Linked DNA regions of Homo sapiens: region 2 is linked to region 1. Evidence: chromatin contacts called from ENCODE Hi-C or POLR2A ChIA-PET data. All regions are on one chromosome and are shown on one strand. Each heading gives the region's core, a stretch centred on a gene start or an enhancer-like site at or near the end of the contact. The rest is flanking DNA. Distances are from core to core; before and after follow the strand shown. Region 1 holds the start of SLC52A3 (solute carrier family 52 member 3). Region 2 has its middle 21 kb from the start of FAM110A.

Region 1 (4,995 bases), core at 1,210-3,709:
CCACATGCCTCATAGCACAAAATCGTTGCTGGAGTTCTGGCCATCACATCTGATTCCAGACAGCCAAATGGAGGAAGAGCAGAAGGGCACACTCCCTTATTGTTAACTCTTTCCCTGTTTGCCAGAAGGAATACCCACTTGTGACTGCAGTGTTTACCCCAAGATAACTTTGCCACAAAATACCTCGCTTTTATTATTATTTTTGCCTTGCTCTAGTATATTGACTTTGGAAACAAAAGACATCACTCTATTTGTAGCATTCTGGTTTTAGTCGTGGTATTTCCATTTACAAAACAAAGTAATTCTCGATCGCTGAAAATAGCAAATCCTAGCATTCCTATGTGTGATGTTAACATTGTTCTTGAACAGTTGTTGACCAAAGATTCGTTTGATGAATCCAGTTTTTCTGAAATAGATGAGTCTGATGTTAGTTCTGGTTAGAAATAACTTCAAAAACAGTTTTTACATGTTATTTTCACATTGAAAATCAGTCAGATTTAGGGCTGGGCTTGGTGGCTCACGCCTGCAATCCCAGCACTCTGGGAGGCTGAGGCGTGGGGATCACTTGAACCCAGGAGTTCGAGACCAGCCTGGCAACATGGAGAAACCCCGTCTCTACTAAGAAATATAAAAAATTAGCCGGACATTGTGGTGCACGCCTGTAATCCCAGCTACTAAGGAGACTGAGGCACGAGAACTGCTTGAACTCGGGAGGCGGAGGTTGCTGTGAGCCGAGATCAAGCCACTGTAGTCCAGCCTGGGCTACACAGTAAGACTCTGTCTCAAAAGAAAAAAAAAAAAAACAGCAGTCAGAATCAGATTTGCTTCAGCCTCAAATAGCACGTTTACATAAAATTAAATGAGTGCTGGCAACGAGCTGCACTTTTTTTTCTAAACAGGAAACGGGCTAAGGAGACTACTCAAAGTCGCATTTGAATTCATTGGCCTGTGCTTGATGACATGGCCATGTGCAGCTACAAAGAAGGCTGGGAAATGTAGTCCTTTAGTTGAGTGGCCATTTGTCTAACAAAAACTGCGCCTTTTTTTTATTTTTTCTTTTTTAAGATGGAGTCTCGCTCTGTTGCCCAGGCTGGAGTGCAGTGGCATGATCTCGGCTCACTGCAACCTCCACCTCCCAGGTTGGAGCCGTTCTCCGGCCTCAGCCTCCTGAGTAGCTGGGATTACAGGTGTGCGCCACCATGCTGGGCTAATTTTTGTATTTTTAGTAGAGACGGGGTTTTGCCATGTTGGCCAGGCCAGTCTCGGACTCATGACCTCAAGGGATCCGCCCGCCTCATCCTCCCAAAGTGCTAGGATTACAGACGTGAGCCACCGCGCCTGGCCAATAACTACATGTTTTTGAATGCAACTGATACGTTTGCTGAAATAGTAATCTTATAATGATGGTTCATTGAGCCCTCACTATGTGGCAGGCACAGTTTTAGCACTTTAGTGCATGTTCCTAGCAACAGTTCTGATGTTGGTACTGACAGCCTATAGCTGTTTTGCAAGAGAAGACTCTGAAGCACAGGAGGTTAGGTCACTTGCTCAGCTTGTAAGGGTTGAAGCTGGGATTTGAACCCAGGCAACTGGTTCCAGATGTTACCGCAGGGGAGAGCTCCAAGATGGCCCGAGTCTAGAACAGAGAAAGAGGCCAAAGTGGGGGGCCACTTCTTCCAAAATATTCCTGAGAAGCCAGAAATGCTGAAGGTTGCTTGCCATCCCCTCCACTGCTGATTACAGTAACAAATTGTTAAACACACTGGGCAAACCAAAGTAATATATCTGCTGTCTGGCAGTGGCCAGTGAGTTAACAATTTACAAATCCTAAGCTAAGTCATTGAGAAAGGCCCTTCCACCTTCAAAATGTCAGATTCCCAAGCAGCCCCTGCCCTCAAAAAGCTTCAGTCTCAAGGTATGTGCCTGCATGCACCCACACAAGAACAACCTGAAATGAAGGGGTCATGGGCCCTGGTGAGGACGCCTGAGAAGGTGAGGCAGCCAGAGGTCTCCTGGAGGACGGAGTCTTGTAGAAAGCTTGGATGTGGACAGCAGAGGGGGCTGGTGCTCCAGGCTGGGAGGACAGCACAGGCAAAGGTGTGCCACTGCTGTCTGGGAGCTTCCCCTCCCTCCTTGGGTCCTCTTGGCACGCCTGGAGTGGGCCTCACCTGTGCTATTAGTCAAGTCAGCTTCCTAAGGGAGGGAATGGAGTCTGAGGCCCCCAGAAGGGAGGGGGCAGAGCGGGACTGCTAGGGGATCTGACTGCGTTACACCCCAGGAGTGGCTCCTCCCAGAGAGGAAAAGGAGGTGACCAGAAAGGCCACTGAGCATTGGGTTCGCTCAGTGAAGGTATGAGGAAGGAAGTCCCAGCCCTGTGAGGGAATTCCGTGTGTGGGAACCGTGGGGAGGAGCTGCCAGGATTCAGGAGTTTCCTGGGTGAGGCGTGGCCACAACGGACACTCCTGCTTTGTACTAGAAGGAAGAAGTATGGAGTTAAAGACTGCAGCGTGAACTGAGGAGTCCCGGACAGGCCGCTTGCTGCAGAGGATCCAGTCCAGATCCCAGGAGAGCCCCTCTGCCCCTTCGGACCTCGTCTCCCATCTACAAAACGTGAAGATTGGCCCAGTTAGCGTGTCTCTACAAAAAGGTGCATATACCACTGGTGAGTTCACTTGATACCTAGTAGGGGAATCTTTTCCTTTTTTAAATTTTCATAGTCATGTATTAATTCTCATGTGAATTAGACAAAAATAACGATGTCACCAAACCTGCCATTTCACGATAATGATCAGTAACCCTTAGAGGTGCTTACCCTATGCTGGGACTGTTGGAAACAGCATAAACTCACCAGCATCCTTATATCTCACAACAAACCACGGAGTTCATACTATCACTATCCCCTACTTACAGATGAGGAGATGAGGCAGAGAGAGGCAAAGCCACTTGCCCAGGGTCACCCAGATTGTAAGCAGCAGAGCCAGGGTCAAACTCAAACAGCTGGCTCCAGAGCCTCACTCCTGGCATCTCCCATATTACTGCTCAGACTAAGGATAGATAGAAGAAAGTTGTTAGTAACAGCACAGGTGGGCTGCCACTGGTAGCTGACAAAGGGGTAAACAGATGGCAGAATGGCTCTGGAGGGCTAGAGGAAGTGGTCTCCAAAGGCCACGTAGAGAGTGATATAATTTCAGGAGGAAAAAAAGCCAGATTGAAATCTTATTTCAGGTAACCATATATTTGCATCAGGTAATATGTTTACATGGTTCACAAATCAAAACTCTTATTAAAAGATATACAGAGGCAGGGCCAGGAGCGGTGGCTCATGCCTGTAATCCCAGCACTTTGGGAGGCTGAGGAGGGTGGATCACAAGATCAGGAGATTGAGACCATCCTGGCTAACACGGAGAAACCCCATCTCTAATAAAAATACAAAAAATTAGCTGGGCGTAGTGGTGGGCGCCTGTAGTCCCAGCTACTTGGGAGGCTGAGGCAGGAGAATCACTTGAACCCGGGAGGTAGAGGTTGCAGTGAGCTGAGATTGTGCCACTTCACTCCAGCCTGGTGACAGAGTAAGACTCTGTCACAAGAAAAAAAAAAAAGATATACAGAGGCATCACCAACATCCCTGCAGTCCCTGTGTGTCCTTCAAGGGTTGCTTTGTGCAAGTACAAGCAAAGAAAACATGTTTTTCCTCCTCTTCTATGACCAAAAGGCAGTACACTTTTTCCTGGTTCCATTTACCTGCCTTGATTTTGTTTCAAGATTATTATTATAGCCTGGAGACCTTTCCTTATCAGTCACCAAGATCTGCTTTCCTTATTTCTTATTCCTTTAAACAGGTATGTGGTATTCCAGCAGGTCCCTTTAATTAGCCCCCTCTCTGTTGGTAGCCACCCAGGAGAAAATTTCCCATAACTTGCTATTACCAACAAGATCGCAATCTATAATAACCTTGAACATGAGTCATTTTGTCAGGCTTTGGGACAATCTCATGGTGAGAAATGGCACCTGGAGTAGTTTTCCTATTGTGAATGAAGGTGATAATATTTTCATGTGTTTAAAGCTTATTTGTACCTTTTTCTCTGAATTGTTCATATCCTTGGCCCTCTTCTATATGGGGTCTCTTTGTTCTTGATTTTTAAAAACTCTTTATATATTAGGAATGTCACGCGCGTCCATGTGAAGAGACCATCAAACAGGCTTTGTGTGAGCAACAAGGCTGTTTATTTCACCTGGGTGCAGGCGGGCTGAGTCCGAAAAGAGAGTCAGCGAAGGGAGATAGGGGTGGGGCAGTTTTATAGGATTTGGGTAGGTAGTGGAAAATTACAGTCAAAGGGGGTTGTTCCCTGGCGGGCAGGGGTGGGGGTCACAAGGTGCTCAGTAGGGGAGCTTCTGAGCCAGGAGAAGGAATTTCACAAGGTAATATCATCAGTTAAGGCAGGAACCGGCCATTTTCACTTCTTTTGTGATTCTTCAGTTACTTCAGGCCATCTGGATGTACACGCGCAGGCTTGGGCTCAGAGGCCTGACAAGGAAGATGAGCCCTTTGTCTGTGATTTATGTGGCAAATGTTTTCCCCGTGTTTTCATTTAACTTTTGACCTTGCTGTTGGTATCTTTTGCAGAAGCTGCTTTGTTTGCTTTTGTGTGTCGGATTGAACTTTTCTTTCATGAATCACGGTTAGGAAAGGCTTCTCTTGTTTTCTGCTAATAAAAAGACAGCTTGGGCCAGGCGTGGTGGCTCACACTGTAATCCCAGCACTTTGGGAGGCCGAGGCAGGCGGATCACCTGAGGCCAGGAGTTCGAGACCAGCCTGACCAACGTGGGGAAACCCTGTTTCCACTAAAAATACAAAATTAGCTGGCATGGTGGCATGCACCTGTAATCCCAGCTATTTGGGAAACTGAGGCAGGAGAATCACTTGAGCCCAGGAGGCAGAGGGTCACTGAGCCGAGATCATCCCATTGCACTCCAGCCTGGACTAAAAGAGTGAAA
Region 2 (4,995 bases), core at 1,658-4,157, 44 kb before region 1:
CATTTGTCCTGGTGCATCTGGATAATGGAACACCATGCGCTAGCGGAAGGAGCCCCACCTGCCCTGCAGGTTCACCTCTGACCTCGCCTTTCCCTCACTCTACTCCAGCTATCCTGCTCTCAGAGCCAGCACCAGAGACAGCTTGCCACCTTTAGGTCTTGCCAGTCATCCTCCTGTGATCCACTCCTCCTCAGAGGGGCTCTACTGGCTGCCCCCACCCTGCACCTGTCCCCACTCGGTCCTCCCTCCACTCCAGGTCCCTCTCACTTTTTTCCTACAGAAAGCATCTTATAACATACTAAACCATGTATTTATTTATTTGTTGTATTTATTATCTATTGTCTATCTCCTTACACTAGAATGTCATCTCTCCAATGGAAAGGACTTTGTTTATTTTGTTCAGTTTTATATCCCAAGCACTTCTCATAGTGCCTGACATAGAGCTGACGATAAATATCTGTTGAACAAAGGAATGAATTCAAATGAATGAGTGAAGCCAATGAATGAGTGTCTCAATGTACAGAACACAGAAAGATCTGTAAGACATATAAGAGGAGAAAGGAAGCTGCAAAGTGATGTGTGTGGTGTGCTCCCCTGCATAAATAACATGGGTGGAATGCTGTTCTGTAAACCTAAGGCCGGGCTCAGTAGCTCACGCATGTAATTCCAGAACTTTGGGAGGCCAAGGCAGGCAGATTGCTTGAGCTCAGGAGTTCAGGATCAGCCTGAGCAACATGGCAAAACCCCATCTGCACTAAAAATATAAAAATAGTAGCCCAGCGTGGTGGTGCACATCTGTGGTCCCAACTACTCAGGAGGCTGAGGTGGCAGGATCACTTGACTCTGGGAGGCAGAGGTTGCAGTGAGCTAACATCGTGCCACTGCACTCCAGCCTGGGCAAGAGGTGACAATGAGACCCTGTCTCAAAAATAAATAAATAAATAAATAAATAAATAAAAATAAACTTATAATCGCTCAAAAAAATAAAGTATATTAAATAAATAGCAACAGGCCGGGCACGGTGGCTCACGCCTGTAATCCCAGCACTTTGGGAGGCCAAGGCGGGTGGATCACCTGAGGTCAGGAGTTTGAGACCAGCCTGACCAACATGGTGAAACCCCATTTCTACTAAAACCACAAAAATTAGCTGGGCATGGTAGTGCACACCTGTAATCCCAGCTACTCGGGAGGCTGAGACAGGAGAATCACTTGAACCCAGGAGGCAGAGGTTGTGGTGAGCCGAGATCGCGCCATTACACTCCCGCCTGGGTGACAAGAACAAAACTCCATCTCAAAATAAAAATAAAAATAAAACAAACAAATAAACAACAACAAAGTTTATAAACATTTCTGGAGATTACAAGGAAGGGAGAAATACATTGGTTTGGGGTTCATTCATTGATGTATGCAACAAGCATTTCTTAGGCTCCCAATATATACTGTTTGTATTAGATAAAGATATAAGGATAGGTTTCTTTGGAAAAGGTGGCATTTGAGACTGGCTTTGAAATATGGATCAGATCCTGCCAGAAAGAGACAGGCAGAAAGGATATTCTAATGGAAGGATCAGTATGGAAATTTTGGTGGCTCAGACGTACTACAAATACTTACAGAATTATTACCAGAAAGGGGTACCAAACCAGACCCCAAGACAGGGTTTCTGGACCTCACACAAGAAGGAATTTGGGGTGAATCCATAGAGTAAAGTGAAAGCAAGTTTATTTAAGAAAGTAAAGGAATAAAATAATGGCTACTCCATAGGCAGGGCAGTGGCATGGGCTGCTCAGCTGAACATACTTATAGTTACTCCTTGATCGTATGCTAAACAAGGGGTGGATTATTCATTGTTTTACCAGGAAAGGGATGGGCAATTCCCAGAACTGAGGGTTCGTCCCCTTTTTAGACCATGTAGGGTAACTTCCTGACGTTGCCATGGCATTGGTAAATTCTCATGGTGCTGGTGGGAGTGTCTTTTAGCATGCGAATGCATTATAATTCCTATATAATGAGCAGTGAGGACGAATCGAGGTCACTTTCATCCCCATCGTAGTTTTGGTGGATTTTGGCCGGCTTCTTTTACTGCATCCTGTTTTATCAGCAGGGTCTTTGTGACCTGTACTTGTGATACCAGTCCTGCCAAACTCCTATCCCATCCTGTGACTAAGAATGTCTGACCTTCTGGGAAAGCAGTTCAGTGGGTCTCAGCCTTATTTTACCCAGCCCCTATTCAAGATGGAGTTGCCCTGGTTGGAAGGCTTCTGACAGAATGGTAAGCAGTTCTGGTTGTAAGTAGCAAAGCCTAAAGTACAAGAAAAACATGGGCCAGGCATGGTGGCTCATTCATATGATCCCAGTAATTTGGGAGGCTGAGGTAGGTGGATCACTTGAGGTCAGGAGTTCGAGACCAGCCTGGCCAAGATGGTGAAACCCGTCTCTACTGAAAATACAAAAATTAGCTGGGCGTCATGGTGCATGCCTGTAATCCCAGCTGCTCGGGAGGCTGAGGCACGAGAATCACTTGAACCTGGGAGGCAGAGTTTGCAGTGAGCTGAGATTACGCCACTGCACTCCAGCCTGGGCAACAAAGCGAGACTCCATCTCAAAAAAGAAAAGAAAGAAAGAAAGAAAGAACACGTGAGAAAGTGTGGGGAAAAGAAAGAGAAATCAGATTGTTACTGTGTCTATGTAGAAAAGGAAACATAAGAAACTCCATTTTGATCTGTATTAAGAAAAATTGTTTCTGCTTTGAGATGCTGTTAACTTGTAACTTTATCCCCAACCCTGTGCTCACAGAAACATGTGCTGTATTGGATCAAAGTTTAATGGATTTAGGACTGTGCAGGATGTGCCTTGTTAATATGTTTGCAGGCAGTATGCTTGGTAAAAGTCATCGCCATTCTCCATTCTCTGTTAACCAAGGACACAATGCACTGTGGAAAGCCACAGGGACCTCTGCCCAAGAAAGCCTGGGTATTGTCCAACGTTTCCCCCAACTGAGACAGCCTGAGATATGGCCTCATGGGAAAGGAAAGACCTTACCATCCCCCAGCCCGACACCCATAAAGGGTCTGTGCTGAGGAGGAGGAGTGAAAGAGGGAGGCCTCTTTGCAGTTGAGATAAGAGGAAGGCTTCTCTGCTCATCCCTGGGAATGGAATGTCTCTGTGTAAAGCCGACCATTCCCATTCATTCTATTCTGAGATAGGAGAAAACCGCCCTGTGGCTGGAGGCGAGATATGCTGGCAGCAATACTGCTCTGTTGCTCTTTGCTACACTGAGATACTTGGGTAAAGAGAAACATAAATCTAGCCTTCGTGCACATCCGGGCACAGTATCTTTCCTTGAACTTACTCATGATACAGATTCCTTTGCTCACATGTTTCCCTGCTGACCTTCTCCCCACCTGTTGCCCTGCTACACTCCCCTTGCTAAGATAGTAAAGATCATGATCAATAAATACTGAGGGAACTCAGAGGCTGGCGCCGGTGCGGGTCCTTCGTATGCTGAGCGCCAGTGCCCTGGGCCCACTGTTCTTTCTCTGTACTTTGTCCCTGTGTCTATTTCTTTTCTCAGTCTCTCATCCCACCTGACGAGAAATACCCACAGGTGTGAAGGGGCTGGCCCCCTTCAATAAAGCTGTCACGGTTTATTGGTCCCAGTTGAGAAAGGAATTATATGTGAGGTTTAAGTAGTTTTCTTAACTTGGTAAGCAACAGGGAGTCTTTGAAGGTTGATATTAAGAATGTATTCTTAAATTTAAAATTAAAATAATATAAGACCAGGCACGGTGGCTCACACCTGTAATCCCAGCACTTTGGGAGGCTGAGGCAGGCAGAACACTTGAGGCCAGGATTTCGAGACCAGCCTGGTCAACATGGCAAAACCCTGTCTCTACTAAAAATACAAAAATTAGCCAGGCATGGTGGCGGATGCCTGTAATCCCAGCTACTCAGGTGGCTGAGGCAGGAGAATCACTTGAACCTGGGAGGCAGAAGTTGCAGTGAGCCAAGATCACACCACCGCACTCCAGCCTGGGCGATAAGAGCGAGACTCCATCTAAAAAAAAAAAATTAATTTAATTTAATTAAAATTAAAATTAAAATAATATAAGAGGCCCCTGTGAGACTATGACCTGCAGTGAGACCACAGCATCAGGGCTGTGGGTCTGACCTAAGGAGGAACTTCCTGCTGTGGTTTGGAGGGGAGCATCCCTGGGAGTCAGGGATTGGGGACAGGAGAGGCCTCCCTACTAGGGGCCTGATGGAGAACAAGCAATCCCTACTAGACCTCCAGCTCCCCTAAGGAGCAAGTTCTTGTGTCCCTGAGCCCTGACAACCCAAAATAATCAAAAGTGGCTGCCCAGCGAGGTGTCAGAGCCTCAGCATTGGAAAGTGGTCCACTCGTGGATTAGTAAGGAGAATTTACTGCTGGGCATGGTGGCTCATACCTATAATCCCAGCACTTTGGGAGGCCAAGGCAGGTGGATCATTTGAGGTCAGGAGTTCAAAACCAGCCTGGCCAACATGGTGAAACCTCATCTCTACTAAAAATACAAAAATTAGCTGGACGTGGTGGTGGACGTCTGTAATCCCAGCTACTCTGGAGGCTGAGGCAGGAGACTCACTTGAGCCCAGGAGGTGGAGGTTGCAGTGAGCCAAGATCATGCTACTGCACTCCAGCCTGGGCAACAAAGTGAGATTCCGTTTCAAAAAAACAAAAAAAGAAGAAGAATTTATGGATAATAGTATTGGTTTGAAAAAAGGAAAGTTTTATTAGAAAGAAAGAACTCTGTAGAAGAGTGCAGGCAAGAATCTCAGCAAGATAGGATGGAGAGTGCCAAGGTGGATTTTTCCTCAGGGGCATTTATGCACCTTAAAGCAGGAGCTTAAGGATAATTTGGTCCACATTAGCCACATAGGTCACGCTAAATGATTACATTTGTAGACATTTTCCTGCCTTGATGTCAGCAAGGGTTGCATAATGAGTTTCAATATGCA

The links. A loop is a pair of places that touch in the nucleus more often than their neighbours do. ChIA-PET counts read pairs that join two places held with the same protein, here RNA polymerase II (POLR2A). Pooled maps may share reads with other maps.
Region 2: POLR2A ChIA-PET joins it to region 1 with 13 read pairs in activated CD4-positive, alpha-beta T cell. The contact joins the enhancer-like site here to the promoter of SLC52A3 in region 1. A Hi-C loop is called at or near these places in 3 of 50 pooled maps. POLR2A ChIA-PET finds 5 or more read pairs at or near these places in 4 of 52 experiments (MCF 10A, RWPE1, T-cell and 1 more).

The regions. Positions count from the first base shown.
Region 1 is chr20:765,964-770,958 of GRCh38, reverse strand. It overlaps SLC52A3 (solute carrier family 52 member 3), which reads left to right and starts at 2,459. Exons shown (of 5, transcript NM_033409.4): 1 at 2,459-2,662. RefSeq lists an enhancer at 1,785-2,284.
Region 2 is chr20:810,469-815,463 of GRCh38, reverse strand. No RefSeq gene overlaps it. Among named protein-coding and RNA genes, the nearest start is that of FAM110A, 21 kb to the left of the region's middle. Within about 2 kb of position 2,907, at least 2 of the 41 ENCODE cell types and tissues checked have a DNase peak (open chromatin) inside an H3K27ac peak, as active enhancers do.